Linked DNA regions of Homo sapiens: region 2 is linked to region 1. A link is an interaction called in ENCODE POLR2A ChIA-PET data of the cell type or tissue named here. Cell type or tissue: MCF 10A. All regions are shown on one strand. Links, peaks and the distances in the headings refer to the core of each region. The heading gives the core; the rest is flanking DNA.

Region 1 (5,201 bases), core at 1,840-4,339:
ATATACATTGTATACATATATACAATATATACAATGTATAATATATATAGTATATGTATATGTACAATGTGTGTATATATATATATAGAGAGAGAGAGAGAGACAGACAGAGTCTCACTGGAGTGCAGTGGCATGATCTTGGCTCACTGTAACCTCCATCTCCTGGGTTCAAGCTATTCTCCTGCCTCAGCCTCCCAAGTAGCTGAGATTACAGGCGCCCCCCACCATGCCCAGCTAATTTTTTTTTTTTGTACTTTTAGTAGAGATGGGGTTTCACCATGTTGGCCAGGCTGGTTTCGAATTCCTGACGTCAAGTGATCTGCCCGCCTTGGCTTCCCAAAGTGCTGGGATTACAGGCATGAGCCACCGCGCCTGGCCCTGCAAAGTCTGTATTTTTATCTCTGTGAGGATACTGGGACCGGTGATGAGGAGGGACTTGCCAAGACAATTTTGAGCCCGTGCTGTTTTTGTTGTGCAGCGTGGCCTCTGCAATAATTTATCTTTTGTCCTAGAAAACAGAAATATTTGAATTTTTTATGTGGTCAAATATCACTTGTTGGAAGTCATTAAAATTCAAATTGTCTGCATTTATTCCTAGAACTACACCTGATTAAAAAGGGAGATAAGGGAGATGAATCAGTTATCACCTTTAAACAGAGTCTTTAGAAGTCTTGATTAATAAGTACGTTTCAACATGAAGGAAAACCAACATTTTTTTTACAACTATAATTCAAGTTGTATGCTTAAGTAATTTTTTTTTTTAAAGAGAGATGTTTTGTTTTTAACCCTTATTCCTCCAACACGCCGGCGCAGAGTTCTAGAGGCACTTTTGTATTAATTAGTTCTTTCCTTCAAATTCAAATACCTTTACAATAGCTAAGGATATTTATCATTTAAATTCAGAGTTTGATACACTTGCTTCCTCTTAGCATCTGTGATATGCTGTCCAAATTGAAAAAAAAAAGCATTATTTTTTTCTTTGTTTCACTTGGAAGGCTTTAGGAAATGGGAAAGTCTGAGCACTGTGCCTCCCAGGAAGGATTTGGATCACCGTTGGGCAGTATGAATTTTTTTGGGTTTGGGAACCAGAAGGGAAAGGGTGCCAGGAGGTGGAAAAATGGTACTGACAGGGATGTGGCTGTTCTTGGCCAGTGAGCCCTGAAATCCTGATGTGACATAGGTGGCTAATTACTGCACTGTGTAGAGGTATCATGATGCGTCTTTCAGCATGATTCCAGACACAGCGCCTCTCTCATTTGACTCCACTCTTTTAACATGGATCCCCGGCTTCTACCTGCACAACCTCGCATGGTCACATCTCCCACAGAAATGAAGGAAGAGCCTTCTTCCCTGAAACAGCAGGGACTTTCGTGAAGTTCATCATGATGGTGCTTTTTAATTGGCTGTCTTGGCCTTTTATTTGTTTTCTGACCCTTGGACTTGCATTGCTCCCTGGTGCCTGTGGGTTTCCTGGTTTCTAACTGCTGGCTTGATTTTTAACCTACACACTTAACCTGGACTCCTGATATGCATGTGATTTCTGACTTCTCATTTGGCTCGGAGCCTTTTTGACTTTTCCCGTTCCCAGTCCTGCCTGTAATTCTTAGACTTGTTGTATTTTTCTACCTGGCTTCCCACCTTGGCTCTGGGACTCTTTGTCAACACCAGTCTTGATCCAATAGAGAGACTCGATCTCATTGGGCAACCAGGTAAACAAGAGGACTGGTGAAGGGGTTGAGAAAGTCACATCTTCATCTAGCATTTGGCACAATTCTCATGGCCTTTCTGATCATGGAGTTGACTTTATGTAATAAGAGTTCGAAGAAGTCTTGAACAGAAAAAAATTTTGTAAACAAGAGGCAGTAATTGTTATTCTTTCCAGTTGTTGAGTTAGCTACACCTCTGTAAATTGTAACATAGAGTTTCAAATTTATATTGAATTCCTGCGGTGTCCTGAAATTGGGGTCGGTCTACCTTTCCGAAGAAGACCAGACACATTTCTGTGACACAGGATCTTTTATATAGGATTCATGGGTAATAATTTCTGCTGCTCCTTCTTTATTCCAAAAGTGAACAAAAGTCAGTTTTTCACACAGGTAAAGTTACTAAAATTGTGGTAGGTAAAGTTACTAAAGCTGTAGTAACTTTACCTGTGTGAAATCCTAACTTACTTCAATAGGATATTATTAAAGGAAGGAGAATTTCCACATTCAAGATAACTAATCCAAATCAAGATCTTCATTTGGGAAAACCAGACTCAATAATATCAGATCCTGGCATAGCTCTGGCATGTTGTCTTGCAGGTATGTTGAGAGTATACAACTATGGGTAACCTCTTGGGCAAAGGAGCTCAAGATTAATTTCTTGTCATTTTCCACAAATGTATCAATGCATCTACAAAGTAAAATGGGATGGATTCTCAAATGTCAGTTCTTTCGAACCATTGATCTTAAGAATTCAGGTTGAGTTTATGTCTAGAATTTTAACTGATCATGACAGATAAATCTATGAGTCATTGTCATCTCTTAGAAGCTCATGATGATTTTAAGGGCGTGTTGTAACCACTTCTTTAACCAAAATCAGGCAATTTCAGGTGTGGCCCATAAGTAGTTAATTCCACAATGTTGCATTTTTTATGCTCCACTTGCAGCTGATTTGTGAGCTGTAGAGTTTGGCGGGGTTGGGAGTGTTGACCTCAGGAAGGATTTGCGACAGTGCTTGGCAATCACGTGACACACCAGCTATTCCTTCCCATCATTAACTTGGCATTGACTGGACAAGCAACAGGGCACCATTCCAGGTGTGTGTTGAAATTCTCTGGTGTCCTTTGAAATCCTAAGCAACAATTTCCTCCCATTGTGCAACTCAAGAACTCTGATAAACAGTATGTTTGGCATTCTGTTCCTGGAAACGTCTCTTACAGAGGCCACCTATGGGTGTTCTAGAGTTGACTGAGGGACATCAGTGTTGGATGATGCCACAGAGGCTACCAGCTAAGTCTGTGTGGCAATAAAACACATCCTGTATAAGCAGAGACAGAGATGAGCAGGGGAAAATCCAAGCAAGATGTAGGAACAAATTAAAGGATGTATCACTCAGGCAACCAAGGTCATGGAGAGCAGAATAGAGCACCAAGAAAAGAGTTCCTGATAAACCAATGCACTAATTGGAAGTGTTTGTGGTGATGTGAAGAAGGCCTCTGGAGGCCTCCAGGGTGAGTTAAGGCAAGCAATCAACATGTCAAGGTAATTTGTTAGCAGTACTGGCTTTGGGTTAAGGTGTATAAACCTGCCTGTTGTGATGTATGAAGCCTGCTAACCGGAGGAAACTTGGCCATAGAAGGACAGCAGCAAAGTGGCGCCTGGTTGGAACTGACAAGAGGAACCACCTATACTTGTATCTGTACCTGTATCATCTGCCCCATGAAGGCAGGCCCTAATTACAAACCACTTATCTAGATGGAGGGGTGGGCATGGCCTCTCTATATGACCACAGGATATTTCCAAGTTTCCCTGATCTTACTGAGTAGTTATTATGAAAGGATGCTCTCAAAGAGCTGCAAGAGAAATAAAGGCTTTAATGAACGTGCATTTCTACAGGCCAAGCAGACCTAATTTGCCCTCTGAATTCACACCAGCTGTGCACACCCCTCACCGACTCATTCAGACCATACTGGTTGTGCACACTTTTCACGATCTCATTGACCCTGCATGACTCTGCTTTACACTTGAATGATCCCAGGAACCCAGACTGACTGTGCACAGCCTCACCTTCCCATTGAGCCCCCATAGGTTATACATCACACACCACATTGTCACTCTCACAGTTGGCTCTGTACATTTCTCTTCTGCTAAGCTCACACCCTTCACCATCTTAGTGATTTCATATCCACTTTGCACTGAGCTCAGCTGAGATCACATGGCCCACTGCATTGACTTCACACAGATTATACAATGCTATGACATCACCCACTCTTTGGCCACTCAATATCTGTTTTTCTATTCTTCCTAGAAATAAACCCTGGTTGTACTTTATGCACAGCTAAGAGACAACATTTCCTAGCCTCCCTTGCATTCTTATAACATTTTGTTATATGATTAAGTTCTAGCTAATGAGATTTAAACAGACGGGTTTGGGTGGGATTTCTGAGGGTGTTCCTTGAAGTGAGACAAAATTCTGGGGTCTAATCTTTTGACCTTAGTCTTTCCATTTTCCCTCCCCTACTGGCCCCTTTAGTTTTGAAAACAGTTAGGTTGGTGAGATTTCATCATTCATCTTGTGACTTTGAGAATGGAAGCCACTTAATAAGAATGGTTGGTCCATAAGTTGGAGGGGATCTGAGATCTTGATAACTTTATGGGGCAACAAAACCACTTCCTGGGCCTTCTATCTTGACTTCTTTTATGGAAGAAGATGAGCCCCCCTAGTTCTGCTTAAGCCACTGTATTTGGATCTCTGACACTACAGGTGAATGCAATTCTGTTTTCTTTTGTTTTTTGTTTTTTTTTTTTTTTTTTTGAGATGGAGTTTCACCCTTGTTGCCCAGGCTGGAGTACAATGGCATGATCTCGGCTCACTGCAACCTCCGCCTCCTGGGTTCAAGCGATTCTCCTGCCTCAGCCTCCTGAGTAGCTGGGATTACAGGCATGCGCCACCACACGCGACTAATTTTGTATTTTTAGTAGAGACAGGCTTTCTCCATGTTGGTCAGGCTGGTCTTGAACTCCTGACCTCAGGTGATCCACCTGCCTTGGCCTCCCAAAGTGCTGGGATTACAGGCGTGAGCCACCGCGCCTGGCCAGGTGAATGCAATTCTTACTGGCGCAACCCCTCACCATTCTACTGAGCTCACCCTGACTATGCGTGTGCTTATCATCCCCTCAGTCTATGTGTACTCTGTATATTGTCATTTGACTGGGATGGTGCATATGTGGAACAGCTGTCTTTTACTTTTTTAAATGCTAAGAATAGCCTCTGAACTTTTCTTTTGACTTAGTCATATAAAGTAAGATGGATCAGACTCTCTGAGGTACATAAATCACATTCTGTAAATGTTAATGGGGAGAGACTAACCCAGTACAATGCAAGTTGTACACAGGAATCAATACTCAGGTGATGCAGAGAGATGTTAGGATCAATGGTTCTTCCTTCCCTGAGTCAGCACCAAATCATGTCATGATGATTACTTGTGCATCATGGAG
Region 2 (5,201 bases), core at 1,619-4,118, 260 kb after region 1:
GTGAAAGAATGCCACAATGAAAACTATAAAACAGAGATGAAAGAAATTGAAGAGATAACAACTAAGTGGAAAGATATTGTGTGTGTATGGATTGGAAAAATCAATATTGTTAAAATGTCCATAGTATTCCAAGTGATTTACAGAGTCAATGCAATTCTTATCAAGGGAATTGAACAATGAGAACACATGGACACAGGAAGGGGAACATCACACACCGGGGACTGTTGTGGAGTGGGGGGAGGGGGAAGAGATAGCATTAGGAGATATACCTAATGCTAAATGATGAGTTAATGGGTGCAGCACACCAACATGGCAAATGTATGCATATGTAACAAACCTGCACGTTGTGCACATGTACCCTAAAACTTAAAGTATAATAATAATAAAATTTTTTTAAAAAAGAAAAAAGTAAAAAAAAAAAAAATACCAATGACATTCTTTGCAGCCATAAAAAAGAAACCTATTTAAAATTTGTATGGGGGGACAGGCCAAGATGGCTGAAGAGAAACAGCTCCTGTCTGCAGCTTCCAGCAAGACCAACCCAGAAGACAGGTGGTTTCTGCATTTCCAACTGAGGTACCCAGTTCATCTCACTGGGACTGGTTAGGCAGCGGGTGCAGCCCACAGAGAGCAAGCAGAAACAGGATGGGGTGTTGCTTCACCTGGGAAGTGCAAGGAGCCAGGGGACCTCCCTCCCTCCAGCCAAGGGAAGCAGTAAGGGACTGTGCTACCCACCCCGAGAACTACTATGCTTTTCCCACAGATTTTTGCAATCTACAGAGTAGGAGAGTCTCTCCTGAGCCTACACTACCAGGGTCCTGGTGAGAGGTGACAGCATGCTGGCAGTCCTCACAGCCCTCGCTCGCTCACTCTCGGCGCCTCCTCTGCCTGGGCTCCCACTTTGGCAGCACTTGAGGAGCTCTTCAGCCCACCGCTGCACTGTGGGAGCCCCTTTCTGGGCCAGCCAAGGCCGGAGCTGGCTCCCTCAGCTTGCAGGGAGGTGTGGAGGGAGAGGCGCCAGGAACCAGGGCTGCACGTGGCGCTTGCGGGCCAGCTGGAGTTCCGAGTGGGCGTGGGCTTGGCGGGCCCTGCACTCGGAGCAGCTGGCCGGCCCTGCCGGCCCCGGGCAATGAGGGGCTCAGCACCCGGGCCAGCGGATGTGGAGGGTGTACTGGGTCCCCCAGCAGTGCCAGCCCACCTGTGCTGCGCTCCATTTCTCGCCGGGCCTTAGCTGCCTTCCCGTGGGGCAGGGCTCGGGACCTGCAGCCCGCCATACCTGAGCCTCCCACCCTCTCCGTGGGCTCCTGTGCCGACCGAGCCTCCCCAATGAGTGCCGCCCCCTGCTCCATGGCACCCAGTCCCATCGACCACCCAAGGGCTGAGGAGTGCGTGTGCATGGCGGGGGACTGGCAGGCAGCTCCATCTGCAGCCCTGGTGCGGGATCCACTGGGTGAAGCCAGCTGAGCTCCTGAGTCTGGTGAGGATGTGGGGAACCTTTGTGTCTAGCTCAGGGATTGTAAATACACCAGTCAGCACCCTGTGTCTAGCTCAGGGTTTGTGAATGCACCAATGGACACTCTATATCTAGCTACTCTGGTGGGGCCTTGGAGAACCTTTATGTCTAGCTCAGGGATTGTAAATACACCAATCAGCACTCTGTATCTAGCTCAAGGTTTGTAAATACACCAATCAGCACCCTGTGTCTAGCTCAGTGTTTGTGAATGCACCAATGGACGCTCCGTATCTAGCTATTCTGGTGGGGACTTGGAGAACCTTTGTGTCTAGCTCAGGGATTGTAAATGGCACCAATCAGCGCCCTGTCAAAACAAACCGCTGGGCTCTACCAATCAGCAGGACGTGGGTGGGGCCAGATAAGAGAATAAAAGCAGGCTGCCTGGAGCCAGCAGTGGCAACCCGCTGAGGTCCCCTTTCACACTGTGGAAGCTTTGTTGTTTTGCTCTTTGCAGTAAATCTTGCTATTGCTCACTCTTTGGGTCCACACTGCTTTTATGAGATGTAACACTCACCACGAAGGTCTGCAGCCTCGCTCTTGAAGCCAGCGAGACCACGAGCCCACCGGGAGGAATGAACAACTCCAGCCACGCAATGAACAACTCCAGGTGTCCGCCTTAAGAGCTGTAATACTCACTGTGAAGGTCTGCAGCTTCACGCCTGAAGCCAGCGAGACTACGAACCTACCAGAAGGAAGAAACTCCAAACACATCCGAATATCAGAAGGAACAAACTCCAGACGCGCCACCTTAAGAGCTGTAACACTCACCGCGAGGGTCCACGGCTTCATTCTTGAAGTCAGTGAGACCAAGAACCCACCAATTCCGGACACACTGGGTTTCAAGCACAAAACTTGGGCGGGTGTTTGCGCAGGCACCAAGCTAGCTGCTAGAGCGTCCATGCTAGCCATGCCCAGAGTCCAGAGCAGTTCATAGCATCAGAGGCCTTACTGTCCTCTCTCCTCAGCTATATTCTCCAGAAATTCCTAGTTCACTACCATATACCTTAAGCTTAGGTAGTCCTTGGCACTTGGGTGACAAAAGCCTAATCTATCAGGTCATTTTAGGGAAGTGGCTTAGATGTCTTTCATAGAGCGCATGGAAGATAAAAGTGATTTGTGACGTTGTGCTTGGGACTTGGCATGGAATTTCACCTGTTTGTGCTAATCCCTTCCCTGACAGACTCACCAGTGTGAAGCTGAGAGAAAAATCATTCCAGGGACTTGGACCCACAATGGCCACACAGAGATGAACTGGGGGCTTAGGATAGAATAGATCACTCTCAATTGGCGTTCCGATAGGATTGCTGTATGGCACAAAAATTCCAGGAGCATGATTCACAGTGAATATAGTAGCAGCTATAGGAGTGATTAATAGCAAAGATGTTGGAGCCAGACTGTCTGGGTTTGTGTCCTGGCTCAGCTTCTTATAACCGTGTGATTTTGGGCAAGCTTTTAAACTTTCTGTACCCCAGTTTCCTCAAGTGCAGGAATGGTATTAGTGTCTACTTTGTAGAGCCGTTATGAAGACTAAATAAATTAATATAAATAACTGTTTAGAAGAGTACACCGTGAGCATAATATAAGTGTTTCTCTTTTGACATGCTGAGGCTGTGTCCTTCACCTAGTTGGCCTGTGGCTCCATCTGGGATAGAGTGGGGGTGAGGAAAATGCTAATAAATGTTATAGAAGAGATGAAAGAAGGAAGACCCAGACAATACTTGGCTTCTGACACAATGAGATGATGCAATAGGTAAATAACTTTACAAGCTAGATTACTGTGCTATGAAATAATTTGCTAAATTATTTTAGAAGCACTCCATTCCTCCCATACATAGCTTACCTATCAACAATTAGCCCTGAGGAAAAGTAAATTCTAAAGTTTTCCTATAGTGTAGAGAAGAAGGTATTTCTACCTTTAGTAGCTATTCCATGAGGATTGATTCTTTATATACAAAACAGATAAAAATAAGGGAAGTCTAAGAAGACCCTGCTCCCTTTCCACTGAGGGACAAGAAGATCAGTGTGAGGGAGGAGAGTCTTATATTCAAAATGTGGGTCTTCAGCTCGGACTGGGTGAAGGGAACATTTGAGAAGTAAAGGCAATGTTAAGAACAGAGAGCTCCTGACTCAGATCTGATTTTGAATTCCAGATATCTGATGTGCAGGAGCCTGCAGTCCAAAACAAGGCAGCTCAACCTAGATAAGAGAGAATGCATAAGGACATTTCCAAGACACTCTCAGCGGTTTTAGGTAAGGACAATAGATCAAGAGATATGGGACTTCTGGGAAACTTGTGGCAAGGAAAGTAAACAACACAACTGAGGCTGGAGAAGAGGAGAGAATTGCCAAGCTAAGGGTTCTGCAGGAAGATGTGGTAAACACCCAAAGCTGGGAGTACACCTTGGCTCAGGAAGATATGGGTGATGTCATGGAAGAATAACCCAAGCCAGAAGAGTGGATCATCTGTTCACCAGCCACAGACTACAGTGTGTGTGTGTGTGTGTGTGTGTGTGCATGCACATATATATACACACATATGTATATACATATATGCATATGTATATACATATAAGTGTGTGTATATGTTTGTATCTTTTTGTCCAGATAAACCAGAAGACAGGTGGTCCAAGGAAGCAACTATCACCCTGTCTTTATCTATCTATGTATATATCTATCAAGAAAGAGAGATTTATTTTAGGAATTGGGCTCATATAATTGGGGAGGCTGGAAAGTTCAAAATCTGCAGGGTAAGGCAGCAGGCTGGAGACCCAGGGAGGAGTTGCAGTTTGAGTCTAAAGGTGGATTGCTGGCAGAATCCCTTCCTCTTCAGGGAGGTCAGTCTCTTTTTATTAAAGCTTTCAACTTATTGGATGAGGCCACGCACATTATAAAGGATAATCTGCTTTACTCAAAGTCTACTGATTTAAATGTTAGTCTGATCTTAAAAATACCTTAACGAAGGGCCGGGCATGGTGGCTCACACCTGTAATCCCAGCACTTTGAGAGGCCGAGGTGGGCGGATCAGCTGAAGTCAGGAGTTCAAGACCAGTCTAGCCAACATGCTGAAACCCTGTCTCTACTAAATATATAAAAATTAGCTCGGCATGGTGGTGGGCACCTGTAGTCCCAGATACTCAGCAGGCTGAGGCAGAATCGCTTGAATCCGGGAGGTGGACATCGCAGTGAACTGAGGTTGCGCCACTGCACTCCAGCCTGGGTGATAGAGTGAGACTCCATCTCAAAAAAAAAAAAAAGAAAGAAAGAAAACCTTCACGAAAATATCTAGACTAGAATAATATTTGATGAAATATGAGAGTATCATGGCCTAGTTAAGTTGACATATCAAATTAATCATTACAGAATTACAACCAGCAGGAGGACAACAGTAGAGATCTGGAGACCGGTGGGTACACGCAGAGACAGGGAGACTTTTTCCTCTTTTCTCCACCTATGAAGCATCACCCACACACCCTTCTCACTACTACCCGATATTGATACAAAACCAAGCTCATTCTGCCCATCATGCAGACAGCAAATTACTGATATAATGAGTTTTGCAGTAGAGAAAGATTTATTCATAGGGAAACCCAGAGAGGAGACAGGAGAACAGCTCTCAAATCGGCTTCCCTGAAGATAAGGCTGGCTCAGGGATATTCATGGGGTAAAGAAGCGAGGTGGTCTAAAGCAT

Evidence for each region. ChIA-PET counts read pairs that join two places held together with the same protein. Peaks named below come from ENCODE experiments on the same cell type or tissue, not always from the same donor. Only the 100,000 strongest peaks of a DNase experiment are listed, where the experiment ranks them.
Region 2: POLR2A ChIA-PET joins it to region 1 with 6 read pairs; 2 of 35 experiments call an interaction of 5 or more read pairs at or near these places.

Annotation. Positions count from the first base shown.
Region 1 is chr1:159,749,950-159,755,150 of GRCh38, reverse strand. No RefSeq gene overlaps it. Among named protein-coding and RNA genes, the nearest start is that of DUSP23, 28 kb to the left of the region's middle. In MCF 10A, for the core only: no CTCF peak of the experiment used is centred there; a DNase peak (open chromatin) is centred at 2,780.
Region 2 is chr1:159,490,796-159,495,996 of GRCh38, reverse strand. No RefSeq gene overlaps it. Among named protein-coding and RNA genes, the nearest start is that of LINC02819, 27 kb to the right of the region's middle. In MCF 10A, for the core only: no CTCF peak of the experiment used is centred there; a DNase peak (open chromatin) is centred at 2,866.